Linked DNA regions of Homo sapiens: region 1 is linked to region 2. A link is a contact called in ENCODE Hi-C or POLR2A ChIA-PET data. All regions are on one chromosome and are shown on one strand. The core of a region is the stretch at or near the end of the contact, and the rest is flanking DNA. Distances in the headings are between cores, read along the strand shown. Region 1 has its middle 62 kb from the start of CAMK2D. Region 2 overlaps CAMK2D (calcium/calmodulin dependent protein kinase II delta).

What was found. A loop is a pair of places that touch in the nucleus more often than their neighbours do. ChIA-PET counts read pairs that join two places held with the same protein, here RNA polymerase II (POLR2A). Pooled maps may share reads with other maps.
Region 1: a pooled map shows a loop between it and region 2 (10-fold over the local background). The contact joins two enhancer-like sites. A Hi-C loop is called at or near these places in 5 of 50 pooled maps. POLR2A ChIA-PET finds 5 or more read pairs at or near these places in 2 of 52 experiments (H1 and OCI-LY7).

What each region holds. Positions count from the first base shown.
Region 1 is chr4:113,822,080-113,824,779 of GRCh38, forward strand. No RefSeq gene overlaps it. Among named protein-coding and RNA genes, the nearest start is that of CAMK2D, 62 kb to the left of the region's middle. Within about 2 kb of position 1,337, at least 2 of the 41 ENCODE cell types and tissues checked have a DNase peak (open chromatin) inside an H3K27ac peak, as active enhancers do.
Region 2 is chr4:113,472,706-113,475,405 of GRCh38, forward strand. All of the region lies in intron 16 of CAMK2D (calcium/calmodulin dependent protein kinase II delta), which reads right to left. Among named protein-coding and RNA genes, the nearest start is that of CAMK2D, 290 kb to the right of the region's middle. Within about 2 kb of position 1,431, at least 2 of the 41 ENCODE cell types and tissues checked have a DNase peak (open chromatin) inside an H3K27ac peak, as active enhancers do.

The DNA.
Region 1 (2,700 bases), core at 87-2,586, 350 kb after region 2:
CTGGCAGGTTTGGACATGCAGGGGTTTGTCTGGTGTTGTTTGGGATTTTTCTAGGTTTTGAGTCACTCCACATGTTTTTGCCACACAATTAATTACTTGTACCATTTCAAATTAAAGGAGACTTTATAAAGAGATACCTATGTGCAGACTCAAGAGCGGACTGAAATACCTGGGAGTCAGAAGCCTAAAGTTTGTGTGTATATTTTTTTCCCTGCAGGTTCCCAATAACTGTGTGTCACCTTCAACAAGATCTCTAGCCTCTTTGGGTTTTTCAGCGTTTTCTCCACTGTAACAAGAATAATGGCTCTCGCCACTTCTCTGCCTCTAAGGGTGTTGTCAGAATTAATGAGACATCAGGGTGAAAAGCTTTCTACATTTTTTTCCCCTCAGAGAATGCTGGAAAAAAAAATAGAAGTAATATCTGTATTTTGTGAAGAACTTTTCTTTCTGCATGTCTTCATAACATTTAGAAAAGAGTTTACAGATTTTTTTTTTTTTGAGCAATGGCAATTACCATAGGTGTTACATATAATAAGGGAACTTTATCTGTCAAGAGAAACAAAGGAGAAACTAAAAACTTGAGTCAGAGAAAGTATGCTCCTGGCTTACTCTTTAATGGAATGAGTAGGAGGGCTGAGAAAATCACAAGTAAAATATTACTGTACAGAGAGCATCTGAAAGTAGGAGGAGAAACTACTTAATTAAAGTTGCCACCCTCAAAGTAGAAAAAGAAAAGTGATACTGACTGCTGACAAGTTGCTGAAATGCCTTAGATATACTGGAGAGAGAAGATGAAAGTTGGAGGTCAAAATCTTTGTGCTTTAGGGTTAAACTGCTCAGATCAATGATAATAATATCACTGATCATTATGTTCCATTGGAAGTTAAACTCTAACGAGTTAAAAATGTTCTCAACCATTTAATTAATTATTCAATGAATTGTTTGTTAACATAGGCAACAAGTACTATATCAATTCTCTCACTTCAGTGGAATGCAATACTCTGGATTCTGATGGGTGTTAATGCTGTCAAACATGCACATCTTAATAAGATTTATTCTTGGCCATCTGTAGATAATGACTTTCTAAATAAAGCTGTTCTTGGAGACAGAAAATATTCAACTCTGATATTTATAGTACTGTCCATATTTATAATCAAGTTGCTTTTTTGTTTAGAATCCTTTGTTTTAGGATGTTAAGCATTTTGGAAAATATTGTGGGGGCACATATAATTATTATTTCTTTAGGGTAAAGTACAGCTAAGCAAGGATAGGCCAAATGTCAAAGAGTGGTCCAGAAGTCAGACTGAGAGTTCAATTTCCTCACCCACTGACCGCACTCACTGAATGCCTCTGAAAAACCATGACTAATCACTTCTTCTTTTCAAGTATCTTATGAGGATATCTTTCTTAAAAGTATTTTATTCAGTTTCAAAAGATTTTTTATTACCTAATGCCTTTTCTCTAACTCAAAACAAATAGTACTTTTCAGTAATCGTTGCCCTTTTCACATCAATCCTTCTCCACATTGGTTGAACAATACTCTTTGGGAAAAAATAAACTGGATAGTACAACATATAGTAAGTTGAATATATAATATCTTCTTCTAATAGGTCTTCACATTTTTGCATCAAACTTGTTGTCTTAAATTCAACATCTTCTTTTGAGTAATAATACTTATGAATAACTTATGGAAAACATTGTTAAAGGTGAAAGTATCATAGAAACAAGAACTCCAGGGCATTTAAATATATCGCGAATGAGGCTTTATAAAGACTATGAATGCTAATTTGTATATCAAATATAAACAGGGTTACTAGTGAAAACAAGGTCCAAATAGGGTAATTCAAAATAGCATATTCATATCTTTTTAAACATCCCTCAGAAAACTATATTTGAAGCAATCAGGATAATCTACATATTTCTTACAAAAATACATTTGTTTTACAAAGAGCAAGATGAGCAATTAAAGTAAAACTATTAAGGATGTTGTAAGTGTCTGGGGCTAAGATTTCAGAATTAGAGTTTGGGATTAAGAAGCAATTTCTTGCATACTAAAGTTGTAAAGGTGTCAATATGAATGTGTGGCTTCCTTGAATAGTGCTCATGTATGCAGAGATCGGTGTTGATAATGCAACTATTATCATTTTTGTGATTTGGTTTGGAAAGGACAGGAAAGGATAATTGTATAAGAGAAGCAATGGTACAAATCAAATGAAAATTCAGATGATCAGCCAGGTCCAAGATGCATGGAGAATGAAGACAGAAACTTGTGAAAGTTTTTGTTTGTTTGTTTGTTTATTTTTAAAAGAGGGATTGATATCTGAGGAAGACCAAGTTACTGGAAGTCTTCAACTTGGAAGTCAAAGAATAAATAGGAAATATGTTTATAGAGAATGTTAGCTAAAATTTTCAGACATTTTAGTTTGCAGGGCATGACAAGATGGAGGGTAAAGCTGTAAGAGTGGGTAGTTGTGAAAGAAATGCAAAGGGAAATTATTGCATTAGTGATCTATTGCTGTGTTACAAATCACAAATTCAGTGGCTTAAGACGATATTAATTATCTCACAGTTTCTGTGAGTCATGAGTCCAGTTACTGCCTAGCTGGATTCTCTTCTTAGGGTCTTACAGTGCTGCAATTAATGTGTTGGCTGGAGTGTGTTCTCATTTGAGATTTGACTGTTGAGGAATCTATTTCCAAG
Region 2 (2,700 bases), core at 181-2,680:
TGCAGAGTGTCATATGTTGAAATCTTTTAGTGAATTGTGCCTAAAAAGCACTTATTCAATGATCAAAAGCTGTGCAATTAAAATTGTTATATAGCAACAATTTTTGTATCATCTTAAGTTAGCAATTCTATTTATTTACTTTCTTAATATGTCTAGTTCTATTTAATTTAAATCCTTCTTTCTACATTTCTTACAGGTTATTGGGTACTTGGCTGTCAGAGACTTGAAGGACAAGGAGGTTAAGTGACTTGCTCAAGTCATCTAGCAAATTCAGAGGCTGTGCCAGGGTTAGAGCTTTATTTGGCTAAGGTTCCCCTCTGCTGTTCAATTCACTGATCTATGTTCCTTTCCAGCCCACAGTGCTTTACTTCAATATTTTGAAATCATAAACTTAAATGAACCACCTAAATGCCTTTGAACTTACTCTGGCAAGGTGACTGACTACTTAATTACTAGGCTAAGGGTGTAATTAATTATTACATCAATTTCACACAACTGGGTGCCCCGTGGTTTTATTGTCTTTTTCCATGCTGCCATTAACAAAATTAACCCTTGGGAATAGTTACTATTTTAGGCAACTATACAAATTATGCTCTTGGTAGTTTTACAGAAAAAGGTGCCTATCAATTCAGTTATATTTGGCATTCTCTGTGCAATTAGCGGCTTGTTTCTCTGTGACTTTATTTTTACTTCACTAGACTGATGTAGCAGTTAATGTTGGGGAGAGGAATTTTCATAATTTTGGCTTTTAAAATCAAACTTATCACAGATTCTAAAGTTGAGTGATTTAATATTTTATTCAAATATAAGACATGGCAATTACTAAATTTCTATTCACGAATGTTTACTGTAAACCTCTTTTATCCAGAAGTCACCTGTTGAATAACATCAACTTTTCACCCTTTAATTACTAGAGGCTTTCAGGATTAAAAAAAATAAATAAATTATTCAAACCATCTTTGAACTTTGCTATATAATGCAGAGTAGTTTCATAGTACAAAATGATAGTTAACTGGGGAAGAAGTAATATCAGTCTTAGCCCTGTTAAATTGCTATAGCCTAATAATAAATAATTAACAAATCTTTAAGATCAGAAAGATCTAGCATTGGGATCATTTAGAATAAGTACAAATAGGTTTATGTTTTTTTTAGTTTGCAAGGATATCACGGGTTACAGTAAAATATGGTCATGTTATTCCTAAAATTACCTTTGACCGGAAATGGAAATAAAATATTTACTATTAAATTAAAGGAGGTATAAAGTATTTATAAAGATTTTCATTAAAAAATGACTTAAATAAATGTTTTAGAGTCTAAAGAAACTATGATTACACAGAACATTTGCTTATGTGAAAGAATTCACTCTAGCCACATTAAAGTAATTGGGTAACTATTCTGCCACCCCCAGCTGACTTGCAGAAGCTAGAAATAGCACAGCATTGTGAATACCATTGAGTATTTCAAGTATTAAGATGTTCCATGAATCACATAGGTGTGGTACCATTTCCAGTTAAGAGTTGATGACATGGAAGAAAAAGATTTTAAGAAACTGGTCAAAGACTCACATCCTCTGCTCAGATTTAAGATTATAAAGTCTCTTGGCATTCAAGTTTACACATTTGCATGATCAGAGATGTTCTAAGCATTCTCTAAGGGTATCTCTTCTCTCCACTGTGTAACCAAGGTGATGGCCACAGTTATTTTCTTGAAAGAAAAAAATTCAGACGTGGAAAAGAGACAATGAGACCAATTAGTCATAAAGTTTTAAAATATTTGGAAAGTCCTTTTTGGCCTTTTTTTTTTTTTTTTTTTTTTTTTTTGGTCATGAAAGCAATCCAGCTGCCCCTGGGTGCTGTAATGATTTCAACTAACTCTGCTAATCAATTTTATATTAGTCAAAACGGAGCATATATCTTTCAGGTCAAGAGTTTATTTATTTATTTATTTGTTTATTTTTTGAGAAGAAGTTTTGCTCTTGTCCCCCAGGCTGGAGTGCAAAGGTGTGATCTCGGCTCACTGCAACCTCCACCTCCCGGGTTCAAGCGATTCTCCTGTCTCAGCCTCCAGAGTAGCTGGGATTACAGGTGCCTGCCACCACACCCAGCTAATTTTTGTATTTTTAGTAGAGACAGGGTTTCACCATGTTGGCCATGCTGGTCTTGAACTCCTGACCTCAGGTGATCTGCCCGCCTCGACCTCCCAAAGTGCTGGGATTACAGGCGTGAGCCACCGTGCCTGGCGGAGAGTTAATTTCAAAGTGTTAATATTCTGTCCTCCCTTCAGTATTAATAGCTAGAAATATAAAAAGTGAGAATGGTTAAAATCCTTTACAGTCATGATAGTAGGTTTTAATTTCTTTCAGTGATTTCAGTTGCTGTTGTTTAGCTTACAATTAATTTAGCTTCTTTTCAATAACTGATTTCATCCCTTTATGAAAAGTATACTATTTGAACTTAGTAAATAATAGAATTTAGTTTATTCCTGGGTAAATTCATTTATAGCCACATTTTCCTGAGTAAATAAACTGGTAAATTTGTGAATGCTTTCTTGGATCAAGAAGGCAGAAAGAGCTGAAGAGCATGTCCTCTCTACCAAATAAGCATCATATCCCTTTGCTGGTTTTGAATAACTAACAAACAAACAAACAAACAAAATTCCATAGTATCAACTGAACTGTTATGTCCTTGAATTTATTTTTTG